Linked DNA regions of Homo sapiens: region 2 is linked to region 1. Evidence: chromatin loops called from intact Hi-C (ENCODE). Cell type or tissue: Panc1. All regions are shown on one strand. Links, peaks and the distances in the headings refer to the core of each region. The heading gives the core; the rest is flanking DNA. Region 1 has its middle 9.8 kb from the start of SYT8. Region 2 has its middle 25 kb from the start of DUSP8.

Region 1 (8,355 bases), core at 1,103-6,102:
GGCAGCTGAACGCCTAATTCCTGAGAAGCCTAAAATCACCCAGGGACCGCCCAGTGGGTCTTAAAAGTTTGCTCCTGCACCATCCTACTCACTCAGCACAGCTACAAGCTGCAACAGATATTCGGTACATAGGAGCTTGAGAACAACGGGGCCACACCTACAATGCGGCAGCTTACGAATCGCGCCAGACCCAGCAAGCCAGGATGACAGCCACTGACTATTACCATGAGAATCTTGGGGCCTGCGTGTCCAGCACCACCTCCATGACTGCATAAAGTCATACATGGGAGGGAGGGAGGAGAAGAAGGAGGGAGAGAAGGCAAAATGGAGTAGGTGGATGGATGGATGGATGGATGGATGCTTGGGTTGATGAATGGTTGGGTGGATGGATTGGTGAATGGATGAGTGGGTGAGTGAGCGGGTAGATGAATGAGTAGATGAATGTGTGGATGGATGGATGGATGGATGGATGGATGGATGGATGGATGGATGAATGGATAAATGGATGTTTGGGTGGATAAATGGGTGGGTGGATGAGTGGACAGATGAGTAGGTGGATGGATGGATGGATGGATGGGTGGATGGATGGATGGATGGATGGATGGATGGATAGATGGATGGATAGATAGGTAGATGGAAGGATGGTTGAGTGGATAAATGGATGGGTGAATGAGTGGGTAGATGAATGGATGGGTGGATGGATGAATGAGTGGGTAGATGAGTGGATGGATAAATGGTTGGATGGATGGATGGATGGATGGACTGATGATTGGATGGATGGATGGATGGACTGATGATTGGATGGATGGATGGATGGATGCATGGATGGATGGATGGATGGATGGAAGGATGCATAGATGGATGGATGGATGGTTGGGTGGATAGATGTGGATGGATGAGTGGGTGGATGAGTGGATAGAGGAATGGATGGATGGTTGAGTGGATAGATGGATGAATGGATGGATGGATGAATGGTTGAGTGAATGGATGGATGGATGAATGGTTGTGTGAATGGATAGATGGTTGTGTAGATAGGTGGGTGGATTAGCGGGTAAATGAGTGAGTGGCTAGCTAGCTAGCTACCAATCTATCTACCTATCCACCTGGCTATCCATGTAGCTAGATAGATAGATGCAGAGAGAGGATAGATAGGGGCACACAGAGGATGAAGGAAATGACAGATATGAGCATACCTGCAAACACAGAGCCCCATGGACAGGCAGATGAACACACACTAGCAGGAATAGCCTCTGACATCCCAGCCACCTTACAGCTCTCCGCGCTTCCTACGTGGTAACTTATGGCAGCCCTTGGATGTGTGTACTGCAGAGGGGGCATGTGAGGTTCAGGAGGGCCCTCCTTCTTGCTCAGCATCCTGCAGCTAGTAGGCAGAGGGACCCACACCAAGCGTCTCTGGGTGCCATGCTAGGACCCACAGAAATGCAGGCTTACCCAGGCCCCTGGAGATCAGATGGGCCCACAGAGAGGACAGAAGCTGGGGCCTGTGGATGACCCAGAAGTTCAGACACACCCACAAGTACCAGAAGTACACCAGGGGCCCACAGAAACTCAAGAGCCAAGGAGGATTCTTGGAACCACAGAGGGGAACACACACAGGCAGACACACAAACCCAGACAGCTCTTTTACCAGGATGACTGGATGGGTTAAAGGAACTTTCCTCAGCCCCACACCCCACACCCCACACCTCACGCCAGCCAGATATGCCCACAGTTAGGTCAGGGAGGGGTGGCCGAGAGTAACCAGGGGAGGGTTGGCTTTGGGCCACCAACAATCAGCCAACCCAGCCAGAAGCAGCTGTCACCATGAGGTGACTCTAGGGCCTGAAGAAGCCACTGAGGCCAGCAGTAGAGAGGTTCCACTGCCACCACCCCCAGGCCAACCCTCCTCTCTACCCTAGGGCCTGCCCTGAGCCCTCCAGAGTTCTCTATATTTGGAGATGCTGCCTTTCCGGCCGGCAGCCTTAGCAAGAACCAGCCCTTTGCTGGCCTACTTTGAGCTAATCCCCCAACCCTGCCCTGTGGGCACTGGGCAAACAAGCAGCCAAGTGGGCTGGAAGTGCAGCTGGGAGCCAGTCAGGGTCTCCAGGCAAGGAGAGAGAGGAGCTTGGGAAGTTCCAGGTCCCCAGGTCACCGCAGGGCAGCTTCTAGGTCAACATAGCCTGGCTGGATTCTGGCGAGCTGGTCCTGCGCCCTTGCTGTGTGCCTGCATTGCTTCTGCCTAGAACACTGGCCCTCTGATCTCCAGTCCTAGGACAACTCCCAGGTCACTGAAGGCCCACTGGGCTCTTTTCCCCTGGTAAACACTGTGGGCCTAGGCTCTTGCCTAGCGCTGGGCAGGCCTCTCCGGACCCCCACATGGGCAGTCTGTGCACCCCTATTCCCCGAAGCATGGGCCTAGGCCTGGTGTTCCCGTGCCATCCCTGGGAAGACGAGCCACCCTGTGGGTGGGTCTGCTCTGACCCGGGGAGGACCTTTCCCGAAGGTCAGAGTCCCTTACCTACCAGCCCCTGACCATGTCCAGTTCTGGAGAGGGTGAGCATGGACAGGGAGGCCCAAGGGGCTGCTGGTGGCCAGGCCTGGGAGGGCAGGCTGGAGTGAGGGGCAGCATACCCAGGGGGCAGGTGGGCTACAGGCCTCTGGAGGCCCCCATATTCCCCCGCCCAGCACCAGGCTCTTGCATGTCTTCACCTCTGTTCAGAATCTGGCCCTAAAAAGGTGGCAGAGGCTGGAGGCTGAGAGCCACCCCAGACTTAATGGAGGTGAACAGGAAGCCCCCGCGATCCAGCGTGGCTGGAACATGCTGTGGCTGTCAGAGGCGGGAAAGGCAGGACAGCCGTACCCGCTGGCTGGGGCTGGGTGGAGGGTGCCCAGAGGAGGGTGGGCCCAGCCTCCTCTCCATCCTGCTGGATGAGGCCAGATTTGGTTGGCTGGCCACTGTGCTGGCCACTGGTGGACCCCATGTGCCCCACTGGGAGCCAAAGGAAGTGGCCAGTGGTGAGGAGCAGAGGTAGAGGCGGTGAGACCTGCAGGCGCTGGGCAGCCCTGGCACCCACCCATGCCCTCACCTGCCAGCGTGTGCTCACAGAGCTGGGTGGCACCTGACGTCTCTCTGTGTGCGCCTTGGCCAGGAGGGCAGTGCAGGGTGCAGGGAGCCAGTGGCCTCCGGGGAACTAAGACCTGGCCCTTCCAAAGCAGGTTTGTGCAGAGTCTAGACAAGCTGCAGAATGTTTCCACCAAGAAGGCAGCTGCAAGAATCGGGGCGACAGTGGAGATCCCAGAGTCACCTGCGGGGCTGACGTGGAGAGAGCGAGTACGTGTGTGCGTGGGTGAGTGTGCACGTGCATTGTGTGCACAGGTGCGTAGCAGTGTGCCCGTGCCTGGCGTGTGCGTGTGTGTGAGGCTGTGTGGGTCAAGCGCCCACACTCACAGGTGAGGGCTGGGGCTGACACTGCCAGAAAGGGTCTCCTGTCCTCTTCCGCCTGCAAGCTGATGCCTAGTGTTAGGCAGGCCCCTCTGGACCCCGACATGGGCAGTCTGTGCACCCCTGTTCCGCGAAGTGTGGGCCTAGGCCTGGTGTTCCCATGTCACCCCAGGGAAGATGAGTCCTGCTGGGTTGCCAACTTCCACAGACCCCGACATGCTGGGTGGCCTTCCGGCTTCGCTGGGTCTTTTTCTCCTTCTCTCCCAGCCACTCAGATGACTTCAGTGGTGGCTTCTCATGCCTCAATGTCAAGGACTTAAGGTGACCCTCTGGGTTGGGGGCGAGGGGAACATCTGAGATCAGGAAGCTAAAACCCCTTCCAGGATGATCTGGATCTCCTGGGGTCACGAACTGCCCTGCTCTGAGCTCCTTTGGGGACGGAGGGTCCCAGGGCAGAGAGCTGTTCCAAAGAGACCCCAGTTCAGAGGCTTCTGTGCAGACCAGGCTCCCAGGACAGAGACTTTTATCTAGAAAAAGGGCCCCTGTGGAGAGGGACCCCAGGAGGAAGGCTCTGAACAGTCAGGGGTCCCAGGACGGCGCCCCTGGGAGCAGGAGGGTCCAGGCCTGCACTGGAGAGGCCTGCGAGAGGCCTGTGTACGGAAGGGGGCGCCCGAACGCCTGCCAGGCCGGCAGGCTGGGCTGGGAGGCAGCAGGCGGAGTCTGGCCCGTAGGGCAGGGAGGGAGCAGGGGTCGGGCGGGAGCCGGAGGTCAGGCCACCTCCAGGAGCGGCCAGCAGACAGCAGGGGGAGCTTGGAGCCCAAATGATCCAGCTCTGCCAGCAACCTCTGCCCCGTGCAGCCCAGGCTTTCCTGCTGGGACCCCCATGGCAGAGGTGCCTTGTTTGGGGCCAGTCGGTCATCCCCGGCCAGCAGCCACCCTTGGGGATGCCCATGGGGGAGGCTGAGAAAGGCCCTGAGGGCACCTTGGGTTGGATCCTGAGCCACCCTGGAGCCAACTCAGGGGAGCTGGGACTCAACCCCTAGCCCACCGGCCAGGCAGGTGGGGGGCCCCAGTCAGGGCTTGGGCAACGAGGAGCCCCGACCCGCATCACAGATGCACCAAGCCTGCTCGAGGGCAGTGGGAGAAGTGCGGCCCTCAGGATGCCACGTGCTCCAGGCCCGAAACCCTCTGGCTGGAGGGGCCCTCTGGAACTGCAGGGAGGACTCTGTAGCCAGGGTGGGGCTGGGGGCCGTGGGTGACCCTGGCTCCTTCCTTATTCTCTGAGCCCAGCAGCCACTTACTTGGACTCCTGTGTCACACAACCCTTGCCCCAGGTCTGCCCGCAGTGACACCCGCACACAGTGGGGCCTGCACGCAGTGATGTCTGCACACAGTGATGCCTGCACACAGTGGGGCCTGCCCGCAGTGATGTCTGCACACAGTGATGCCTGCATGCAGTGACACCTACACGCAGTGGGCCTGCCCGCAGTGATGCCTGTACGCAGTGGGGCCTGCACGCAGTGGGCCTGCCCACAGTGACGTCTGCACGCAGTGACGTCTGCCCACAGTGGGGCCTGCACGCAGTGACGCCTACATGCAGTGATGCCTGTACGCAGTGACGTCTGCCCACAGTGGGGCCTGCACGCAGGGCGTTTGCTCACGGCAGGTGCGTGCATGGTGGAGGCGGTGCCGCGGGGCTTTGGTCCAGCCTGGTCAAGGTGTGGAAAAGCCCCCGTCGCACCTGCAAGTCCCCCACCTGCTTGAAGGGAGCTCCTGGCTCATCCTACCAGGAACCCCGGGGGGCTCCGAAAGCCAAACCTCTGGTCTGCCCCTGAGCTGGGGGTGCCTGGAGAGTGTGGGGCCAGCAGCCGTGGGAACGAGGCTGGAATCCCGAGCAAGTAGAAAGGGGGCGGGGCAGGGAGGATGCAGCACCAGGACAGGTGGGGGCCCCGGGGCTCTCCAACCTGGGGGTCAACTGCGACTTCCGGGTCCTAAGTGTGGGGACCCCACAGGGTGGGACCCACTGCCCTCCTATCCAGGGATACAAACCACCCTGCCCACCACAGAGCCTGAATTAGGCCTCCTCTTCTTCCCCAGAAAACCTGAACAGCCCCCCATCCACCTCCCAGAGAGCCCAGACGGCCCCTGCGTATCCCATAGCCTGCCCGCTCATCTCTCCCACGGGGGCCCTGGTGGGTAGGACCCAGCTCGCACTCACACAGGGCTTGGAAAGCTGGGGCAGCTCCAGGGTGACCCCAGGAATCCCCAGGACAGGAGACATTGCATGCACACCACGTCATTTTCTGACCTCCAGGGAGCGCACTGCCAGGAAACTTGGGAGGCTGAGCGAAGGGCCTTCCCGCAAAGAGTCAGAGTGGGTGGGGGCGCGGGTTTCAATGGGCTCCAATGGGCTCCCTCCCTGGGCCACAGCCTCACAGCACCCAGCGTCCCAGCCAGGTTTGGAGCAGGGGCAGGGGTCTGCAGCCCCCAGAGGTGTCACACCCCTACTGCCTGCCTCTGTCCCCCACTTCTCTGGCCTTGGGACCCTGTCCCAAGGCGATGCTGACACATCTGACAGCCAGGCCGCCATGTGTCCCAGCCCGGGCAGCCAGTGGGTGGGTGGCCAAGGCAGCCTGGGCAGGAAATGGCAACGCGGTGGAGGGCCCTGGAACATTCCTCCAGCCTGCACACTCGCTGGTCCCTCTGGCAGCTGGTCCAGGACATGCCTCTGTCGGGGACTGGGCTCCCACACCCCGACACCCCCTGCTCTCCAGGCCCCTGTGTGTACAGGGAAGGCTTTGAGCACACGGCTCCAAACTGTGGGTCCCCATTCTCCCCTCGTGCCCCACCTAGGTCAGTCCCTGCGTCTGCCCCCACTCGGTGCTGCTAGTGCCAGCAGTATGAGGGTTTGCATTGGCTTTTGGCCAAACCCTGGAATGTGCCTGCTGGCTGCACGGCAGCTGTTCTTGGAACAGGGCGACAATGCACAGACTGTCTCTGAGACGTGGGCGGATGGGGTGCAGACTGCCCGGAGCTGCGCATGAACCCAGGCCCCGAGACAAGGGTGAATGGGCTCACACAGGCCGAGACACCGGTGAATGGTGTCCAAAGATGCAGCAGGACCTGGAACCGGCACTGGGGGCCCTCAGCCTGGGACTCGGCCTGTGTGAGGTGCGGGGCACAGGTGGCTGACGGCACACACTGCTAAGAACCCCTGATGAATGGGGAGCAGAGCACCCCAATACTCAGACTCACGGGGACACGTGGTCCAGATGCTCAGGAGGGGTGTATGAGCGACGGCACCCTGATTCCAGATGGGCATCTACAGTCACAGGCAAAGGGCATGTCGCTGGCTGTGCAGGGTCGTGGGGGGACAAGGCACCCAATTTTAGGGTCAGTGGGGTTCATGTCTCTCAGATGCTTCTGGGATTGTGAGGACTTCAGGCCTCTGAGGAAGGGGCACAAACCCCTGGAGGCTTAGGTGATGAAGCTGAGAATTCGTGAATAGGGCACAGGGGTGTCTGGACAGGGATGAATGTAGCTCCCACGGCCGAGACAGCCGCTGATGAAAGGGCAGCAGGCGTCCAAAGAAACAGGGGAACTTGGAACTGGCACTGGGGCCCTCGACCTGGGATATGCATCTGCGTTCGAGGCAGGCAGTGGGGGTTAGGCTGCTGAAGACCCTGACGGACAGGGTACAAGGCATCAAAGCCCTCAAGCAGCTAGAGAAGAGGGGGGCTCGAGGGCTTGGAATGTGGGTGCACAGCTCCCGACGCTGCAGGGGGCGAGGTAAGCCGTCGCACAGAGGGTTGGGGTGGAGCGTCCCGAGACCCGAAAACCCAGGGCAGAGTGCCCGTCAGGGTGATGGTTGAAGTCCTCACTACTCAGATGGTCGGAGGAGGGGGTAGGACACCCAGTCAGCTGCCGGACACTCAGGTAAGGAGGTACTGGAGCCAAACTGTCTGAGTGACTGGGTCTGCAGGACCTGAACCTTCACAATAAGAGGGCCCCCTGCAGTGGGACCAGAAGGGAGGGTGTGTGTCCAGACACGTGGGTGAATAAGGGCTATGCTTTCTGTCCTCAGGGGACTGGGGGCACCTTTGCAGATGTGTGCAATATCACCCACACTCTCAGAGGATTCCAGACACACACCACTCAGAAATGTGGGCTAGGAGCACCCGCTGCACCTGCGCTGAGAGAGCTGCAGAAAGGGTTACCAGCCCCTCGGGTGGAAGGAGACAGCCGGAGCTCTCAGGGTAAGATAACCTCACTTCTGACATATAGGGCACCACGACATTCAGAGTCCTGGGATCCACGCTGCCCAGATACTCAGACAAGTGGGGTATCAGGGCCCGTTTCTCTGTCATCCAGGTATTCGAGTGATTAGCGTTCCGGCTCCAGAACTGTCAAGAGGGCGGATGGACAGAAACTTGCCCAAGCCTCCAAGCAATGGGGTCCAGAGACCCAGACGCTCAGGCTGATGAGTGCAGGAACCCACACACTGACAGTAATGGGGTCCAGAGACCCAGATGCTCAGGCTGATGGGGACAGGAACCCACACACTGACACCAATGGAGTACAGGGCTCTAGGTATTTAGAATAATGGGGTACACGTGTCTAGATGTCAGTGAATTGAGGTGGAAGCTCAGCTCCTCAGAGGCACATTACAGAGCCATGGGAATGAGCAGCTCTCAGACAGGGCAGACACGAGGGCAGAGGAGGTGCACCCAGCAGTGAGATGCCTGGAGCACAGGACGTCCAAAACCACAGGAATGAGGCACCAGGCTCCCGGCCCTGGGCTGACACCCAGGCTTAAGTACCATGTGTCATGGGGGATTCAGAGGGTTCAACAGGTGGGGGGCACGCTGTCGTGGCACCCTGGTGACAACAGGAGACCAAGGAGGGGCAGGTCA
Region 2 (8,355 bases), core at 1,399-6,398, 280 kb before region 1:
CATTGGACTCTCAAAGCCTTGGGATTACAGGTGTGAGCCACCGTGCCCCATCTCTGAGCATATCTTTCTGGGGCACACAATTCAACTTGTAACAGGTGCAGTTACCGGCCACATGATTCATAGCATATAGGGTGTGCTTTACCTGAGGCTGAGACGGGGCTCATCTCCCCTGGGAATCATTCTTGTAAGGTGCCAGTGATCTGCAAATGCAGATGAGGCCTGAGGCTGGGGCACAGGCCACCTGCCAGCTGGCAAGTGCAGGATGGGCAGAGTCCTTGTCCAGACCTGGGCAGAGAGCGCTCAGGGCAGGCAGCGTCCAGGCTGCCGTGGGTTGCTCCTTGAGGCCCTGACCCCCAGGGTCACCTGCAGGCCATTCCTTGAAGCAAAGAGGTGACTGACCTGGGGAGTTGGGAACCTGCCCTTTGTGTCCCCAATGAGCACCCTTCCTGCCACCCCCACCCGGCCGGGATCCACCACCCTTCCTGGCCGGTGGTGCCAGCCCCTAACAAAACACCCTTTCAGGCAAGGACCTGCAGGTTTGCTCCCCTTGCCCTGGGGACAGAGTCTGACATCCTTGGGAACTGACCGTTCCCTGCCCCCTCCCCAGCTCTAGGAACTACTTCATCCTGTGCACTCGGCAGGGTGCCCGGCCCTAGGTGGGTGTGTGGTCGGTCAGGGGCTCCCGTGGCTGCAGTCATGGGCTCCCCTGCACTGCGGGGCTTCGAATGTGCTGCTACTGTTGGGAAGGAGTTGCTCCTCTCAAAGAACTCCTGCTCATCACACAAGGCCTCTCTCACATGCCCCTTCCTCCAGGCAGCCTTCCTGAGTGGTGGCACCTTTTGTACACACCTGTCACAGAAACCACTGATCTCAGAGTGATGACAGAGGCTTGTTTCCCAGGCACGGGGGCTCCGAGGGGCCATCCCCAGCACCAGAAGGGTTCCACACATGTTAATGGAAAAAATCCACAAAAAGCAGGAACGGGAAAGTAAGTTACTGACATTCCACCCCTCCCCAATTCCCATTTTGCAGACAAGACCCTGAGGCCCCAGAGGGCCCAGTGGGTGCGGCACAGTATGGAACTGGCCCCCACAGAGCTAGCCTGTGCACAGGTTCCCCGTCTCCCTATGGGAAGGAGGAGGCACCAGGCCTGCTCCAGCTCCCTCTCCTGGATTGGGACACTGAGGCCCATTACACAGGTGGGGTACTGGCAGGACAGCTCTGCCCTCCAGGGTCCAGTGGGAGCTGCTGCTGCTCCCACAAGCCACGCAGTGCCTGGAGCCAGACTGGGAGAAGCTGTCCTGGTGGGAGCCTGTGCCCTGGGACACAGAGTGCATGGTGCACATGGCCAAAGCGTGGCCTGGAGGCGTGGAGGGTCAGGAAGCAGTGAAGGAGCAGGGCCTCGGCCTCGTGGGGATGCACCCACACAGTAACTACAGATGGAGGCCAGGAGGCTCAGCCTTCCTCCTGGCTCTGCCTCTAGCCAGCTGGGGTTCACTATTGTCCCCTCCATCCACTGGGTAGGGACCCCTAGATTTCAGGTCCCCAAATGTACATGTCTCATCAACAGATGCAGCAGACTCCGTAGGGAAACTTTGGAAATACAGATTCCTGAGCCCTGCCCCCACAGAGGCTGGCTATGTAGGTCCCTGGGCCCTGCATTTAAAGATCCCCCCAGGCATTGCTGGAGGGCAGGAGGGTGGGAGTCCCCGGACCAGATGGACCCTGACAGCCTGACAGCTTTTACTTATCAAACCCATGCGGGCCCCACCTCCTGGGATGCTGGCTCTGCAAACTCACCTCTGCGGAGCCCGTTCCTAGGACTGGTTGCCAGCAGTGTGGTGAGGGCAGTCTGAAGGGTTCCCGGTGGTGGTCATAGAGCCTGCACACGCCTCCTTCTCCCACCGATACCTGTTATGGGTGGGATTGTGCATCCCACATTCATATGTCGATGTCCTGACCCCAGTACCTCAGAATGTGACCTCATTATTTGGAACTAGGGTCACTGCAGAAGAACCTAGTTAAGATGAGGCCACACTGGAGTAGGGTGGGTGGACGGCCTTGTGAAAGGCTGCAGCGAGGGGCTGAGGCAGATGCTCCCTCCTGGCCCTCCACGGAGCCCACCTGCCTACACCTGGATCTTGGACTCATGGCCTCCAGACCTTGTAGAGACATTTCTTTTCTTTTTCTCTCCCTTCCTTCCTTTCTTTCCTCCCTCCTTCCTTCCTTCCTTCCTTCCTTCCTTCCTTCCTTCCTTCCTTCCTTTCTTTCCTTCTTTCTTCTTTTTTTGTTTTGTTTTGAGACAGAATTTTGCTCTGTCACCCAGGCTGGAGTGCAGTGACGCCATCTCAGCTCACTGCAACCTCCACCTCCCGAGTTCAAGGGATTCTCCGGCCTTAGCCTCTTGAGTAGCTGGGATTACAGGTGCCTGCCACTACACCCGGCTTATTTTTGTAGTTTTAGTAGAGACTGGGGTTTCACCATGTTGGCCAGGCTGGTGTCTTACTCCTGACCTCAGATGATCCGCCTGCCTCAGCCTCCCGAAGTGCTGGGATTCTAGGCATGAGCCACCGCGCAGGGCTGGAGAGACGTTTCTGTTGAAGCCGCCTGGTTTGCGGTGCTTGGCTCCAGCAGCCTCAGGCCACACACAATATCCCAGGGCGGCACCCTCAATGCCAGGCCCTGCTGGGAAGTCAAGGGCCGAGGTGAACATGCCCTCTGCACGGTAGGGGATTCAGAGTGCCGCCCTGCACCTGGGCTGGGGGAGGAGCGCAGAGCACACCGGCAGACCAGGGAGGGGCCCTTCCAGGAATGCGCTTTGTAGACAGCTGGGTAGGGCTGGGGCGGACTAAGGGGCCTGCGGGGTCTGGCGGAACCATCCAGGTGAGGGCGTGGTGGCGGGAGAGCCAAGAACAGCAGCTAGGTGTACTGCTTACCTGAGAAGGGGGGGTGGCCGCGAAGGGGGTTGGAGGCGTTGGGATGGGGGCCTAGTCAGACGCAGGTGGCCGCTGCCATTTGGCATTGCCCGGTCTGGAGGACAGGGAGAAAACCTGGCTGGAGACACAGCTGGTCACTGACTGCCTGAGTCCCTGGGGCCGCGGTGTGGGCGACCTTCCTGCGGGACCCGCAAGCCCAGAGCAGGTGCAGGTTGTGGGTACAGCTGAGGCAGCCGAAGGACCAAGGGGAGGGCCTTAGAAGGAGGGTGGGCTGGGGGCGCGGGGTGGAGACAGGGCTGTGCCTTCCTCCCAGCAGGTGGGTTCCCGACGGGTGGGCGTGCGTGCAGGGCCCCCGGCCCGAGAACCGGCCCCAGCCTCGGCGGGCGCGGGCAGCAGATGGCGCTGCCGGGCTGCGCTCCGCCTCGGGTTCGGGGAGCGCCGGGTGGGGGTGGCGGGCGAGCCCAAGTCGAAGCCCGAGGCGGGAGAAGAGCTCATACTACGTTCCCCGGGCCGGACAGGCGGGCTCCGGAGGGGCGCTCGCCCCGCCCATGCGGGACAGGTGTTTGCCCACCTAGGCCCCGGACCCGGAGCCGCGCTGCCCACGTGCTCGGAGCGGAGCAGCTGCTCCCCGCGCCCGCCCTCCACGCCAGCAGTGCCTGGGGACCCGGACCCGCGAGGGGCGCGCAGGACGCGGGAGCCGAGGAGCAGCGGCGCTTTGCGGATGGAGAGCGCCGCGGAGGGCAGTCTGGGAGTGGGCGCGGCCCCGCCGGGCGTGAGGTCATCGCGAGCAGCTGGCGCACCCCCCGCGCCTGCCTCCCGGTCCTCGGAGCCCCCGGCTGCGCCCCGCGGCGCGCGCAGGTTGGGCAGGTTCTGGGCTCTGGGCGGCGGGGCGTGGAGGAGCCCTGGGGCGGGATTGTGACTGGGCGCTTCCTGCGGGGTTGGCGGCCCGGACGCCGGTGCCACCCGAGCCACCCAGCGATGCTCTGGGCCCCCTACGTCGGGGCTGACCTCACCGCCCATCCTGGCGGACCCCGCCCGCTCTAATGGGACCGCGCCCACCCTACACTGGCCTGCAGCCGCCGTCCTCCCGGCTGCGGGTTCCTTGCCCTCAGGGAGGGCGGGGCCGCCACCAGCTGCCCGGAGAGGTGGGGGGACCCAAACCTCCCCTCGCCCACACCAACCCCGTCCTACTGCCCTCAATCCTGCCCCTCCTGGAGTTTCTTGTTACGGTCCACACAGGCGAAGGGCCCCATCGGCCGCGCCTTGCCAGCCCTAATGCCCTCCGAGAGGCGGAGGCCCCACAGTAGGAACCCGGACTGAAGTCACTCCCTGGCGCTGCTAGGGGCTCAGGGTGGAGGGCTCAAGGGTGTCCGGGAAGGGCCTTCGCCCTTCAGCCTCAAAGCCCCCCCAGTCCTCTGGTTTTCTGTTCCTCTTTTGGGCCCCCAGCTTGTGAGCGCCCGCTGGGTAGGTGGGCAAGAGGTGACCGAGCAGAACCAGGCACCGGGACCGTCCGGTTTGGGTCTGGCTTCCACACTGGCTGCAGTGCGCCCTGCCCCAGGCCGGCAAAGTCTCTGAGCCCCATTCCTGCCGCTGGCCGAAGGATTGGGTTGGGCGAGGAAGATATGGAAACTGCCCCACAAGCCCCCCTCCCACCCCCAGGACGCCGCCCCCACCGGCTAGGCTCTGGGCAGGCCTAGTGTCCACTGATCTCGCCAATCGGCCCTGTGTTCCAGGGCTGTCGGGGGTCTCCTGGGCCAGGGGCTTGACGGAGGGAGTGGGGTGGGGAGGGTGGAGAGGCACCGGAATCTCTTTCTGCTTGGGAGTGGGGGCGGGCGGATATCAGGAGGGGCCACTGCCCCGCAGATGACCCAGAGCCGAAGACCGCGGGCTGTGGCCAGCGCAGGCTCCACGCGCCCCGACCCTCGCGGCAGGGAGGCCCCGCCCACTGTTGGGCAGGTTCTTGACTTCACCCTGCTTCCCCAAACGTTTCCGGGTGCAAACGCCCCTCTGGGCTGGGGTGGGATGAGGGAGGGGAGCCCTAGAATGGAGTTTTGTTTTCCTCCTCTGGCATCAGGTGCTCAAGCCCAAGCTCCTCCCTCCACCCGCCTCTGGCCCTTCCCTGGCTTCTATTTCCAGCTCTCCTTGGCTATTTATAGCTGCGACCGGCCGGCAATTGCGTCAGTCAGGGGCAGGCTTCGGCCGGCGATGCCAACGGTGCCACCAGTCCCCCTACATTCCCCTACCCTTCCTGGGTAGTCACCTGCCCTGCGCTGTCCTGGTCGGAGGCCCCAGGTGTGTGGGGGGCGGGAGTGCGTTCTGCAGGTGCGCTCAGCCATGAGGGCGCATGTGCTGGGGCAGAGTGGGAGGGCACTGGACTTGGTGGGGGGGGGGGGCAGCAGAATTCCTGGCGGGGAAGGGGTAAGCGGCGTCTTCCCCTTTCCTTCCCAGAGCTTCCTCCTGGGAGCTGCCTGGGGACAGGCCACTGTTCCTTGGTTTCATGGGTGGTGTCTGCAAAGACTGGGAGAGATGCCCCTGGACCTAGCACCCGTCCCCCTCCCCCCGCCCACCTTCCAGAATGAAGGCCCTTCACTGAGTTCCTCTCCTCTCACCCCACTACTGAGGCCTCCCTCTCCCCAGCATTCTCACTCAACTCCAGTTCAGCTCCCATACCCCTTCCCTCCCTGAGGCCACCCCCAACCCAGCCCCTCTGGAGGGGGACATTGAAGGGTTCTGAAGCAAGACAAGTCTACCTGCTCAGTTTGGAAGGACTGAAGGGCATCCACCCAGGCACTTGCCTAGTGTTTGGCAAAGGCCTGCCCTGGCATCGCCCTGCTTGGGGGTGGGAGGCACACGCATGTTCCCCTCGCCCCACCAGGATCCCCTCTGAGCTCTGGTCCCCACAGTCAGGGACCACTCGCTTCACAAACAAGCCATCATCACGCCTTCAGGGCCTAGTGTCTTCCACAGAGGCTCCTACCCCAGGAGACCCATTCCCAGGGGCAGGAGTGGGGCCTGGGACTGTGGGCTGCCTTACAGGTCTAGACCCTCACCCCTGGGCCAGAAGGCTGTGCTTTCTCTGGAGGGACTGTGCCGCCGAGCCCCAGCTGCCTGCAGGGATAATTGAGTTTCCCCACGTGCTCCCACCATGGACACAAGGCATTTGTTGTGAAGCTCTGCTGAGAATCAGCCCCTCCTCTCCCACCCTCTGTCCAGGGCCCGCCCTGCCCTGTGCCCTGCGCCCTTCCGGGGAGGTTGGGGCACCCTCTGCTGGTGTCCATTGTATAGGCCCCTCAAAGACTCCATGGCTTCCCCTTAACAGCAAGTCCTCCCTTCATCTTGCCCACAAAGAACCACTCTTCTTAGACACTCCCCCAACCCACCTGCCATTCAGAGCCCCATCGAGATGCACCCTCTTCCCGTCGGGCCTTGCCTTGGCCAGAGGCCTTCAGCTTCTGCCTGGCTCCCCGCAGGGCGCTCCTACCTCTGCCTTTTCTCCCATGCTGTGGACCTTTGCAATGTCCTCCTGCCCCACCTGCCCCCAGCCCCTCCAAACACAACCTGGCCTTCAGAGGCCAAAACTCTCCTCCTGAAAGGCTTCCTGAGAACTGGCCCTCTGCCCTTTCTCCTGCTCAGTCTCTTCAGTTCTGAGCTCCGGAAGGGCCTTGGTAAGTCCATCCACAGGAGTACAGTGGCAGCTGGCAGGGGTGCCACTGAGACCAGCCTCCAGCTTACTTCCAGGGATGGCTCGGCAGGCAGAGGAATGGTGCCTGAGAGACCAGGAACCAAGCCCAGCCCCAACTTGGCCCCTGACCCTCTAAGGGACATTGACCAAGCCTGTTCCTCTCCCTGGGCCTTGGAGAGGGTCTCTCCTGTGATGTCCCACTCCAAGACAGTTAGTATGTGGCTTATTCATTGGACATTCACTGGGTACCTTCTGTATGCAAAGACCAGGTACCCATCTGCAGTCCAATGGAGAATGGAGGTAAGCACAAGCTGGCTTTAATGTAAGACTAACAGAAGTGCAACTAACGCAATGTAACATTATTACCCACCCACCTTCGCTCCCTCCCTCCCTCTCATTTACCCATTCTTCCACCTCCTATCCACCCCATCACTTCTCCACCCGTCCATCCATCTGTCCACCTTCCTTTCCTTCTACTCCCTAGCCACACATCTACTTGCCTATTTATGAATACCCATTTATGTATTCATCCATCCATCCATCCTATTCATTCCTCCACCCATTCATCCATGTACCCACCCACCCCACTCATCCCTCTACCCATTCATCCATCTGCCCATCCATCCATCCACCCACCCACCCCACTCATCCCTCTACCCATTCATCCATTTGCTCATCCATCCATCCATCCACCCACCCATCCACCCCACTCATCCCTCTACCCATTCATCCATCTGCCCACGTATCCATCCATCCACCCACCCACCCCACTCATCCCTCTACCCATTCATCCATCTGCCCATCCATCCATCCATCCATCCACCCACCCCACTCATCCCTCTACCCATTCATCCATCTGCCCATCCATCCATCCACCCACCCACCCCACTCATCCCTCTACCCATTCATCCATTTGCTCATCCATCCATCCATCCACCCACCCATCCACCCCACTCATCCCTCTACCCATTCATCCATCTGCCCATCCATCCATCCATCCACCCACCCACCCCACTCATCCCTCTACCCATTCATCCATCTGCCCATCCATCCATCCATCCATCCACCCACCCATCCACCCCACTCATCCATCTACCCATTCATCCATCTGCCCATCCATCCATCCATCCACCCACCCATCCACCCCACTCATCCCTCTACCCATTCATCCATCTGCCCATCCATCCATCCATCCATCCACCCACCCCATTCATCCCTCTACCCATTCATCCATCTGCCCATCCATCCATCCACCCACCCGCCCACCCCACTCATCCCTCTACCCATTCATTCATCTGCCCATCCATCCATCCATCCACCCACCCACCCCACTCATCCCTCTACCCATTCGTCCATCTGCCCATCCATCCATCCATCCACCCACCCATCCACCCCACTCATCCCTCTACCCATTCATCATCTGCCTATCCATCCATCCAACCACCCACCCCACTCATCCCTCTACCCATTCATCCATTTGCTCATCCATCCATCCACCCACCCACCCCACTCATCCCTCTACCCATTCATCCATCTGCCCATCCATCCATCCACCCACCCACCCCACTCATCCCTCTACCCATTCATCCATCTGCCCATCCATCCATCCATCCACCCACCCATCCACCCCACTCATCCCTCTACCCATTCATCCATCTGCCCATCCATCCATCCATCCACCCACCCCATTCATCCCTCTACCCATTCATCCATCTGCCCATCCATCCATCCGTCCAC

Evidence for each region. Hi-C counts contacts between places; a loop is a spot of excess contacts. Peaks named below come from ENCODE experiments on the same cell type or tissue, not always from the same donor. Only the 100,000 strongest peaks of a DNase experiment are listed, where the experiment ranks them.
Region 2: a loop joins it to region 1, with 4 times the contacts of the local background. A loop is called at or near these places in 9 of 110 quality-filtered maps.

What each region holds. Positions count from the first base shown.
Region 1 is chr11:1,821,016-1,829,370 of GRCh38, forward strand. No RefSeq gene overlaps it. Among named protein-coding and RNA genes, the nearest start is that of SYT8, 9.8 kb to the right of the region's middle. RefSeq lists an enhancer at 2,726-3,227. In Panc1, for the core only: CTCF peaks have their summits at 4,128 (motif pointing right), 4,365, 5,753 (motif pointing right) and 5,955; no DNase peak of the experiment used is centred there; H3K27ac peaks cover 4,229 bases.
Region 2 is chr11:1,543,450-1,551,804 of GRCh38, forward strand. No RefSeq gene overlaps it. Among named protein-coding and RNA genes, the nearest start is that of DUSP8, 25 kb to the right of the region's middle. In Panc1, for the core only: CTCF peaks have their summits at 3,326 (motif pointing right), 3,604 and 6,175 (motif pointing left); a DNase peak (open chromatin) is centred at 5,107; H3K4me3 peaks cover 1,785 bases; H3K27ac peaks cover 221 bases; H3K27me3 peaks cover 197 bases.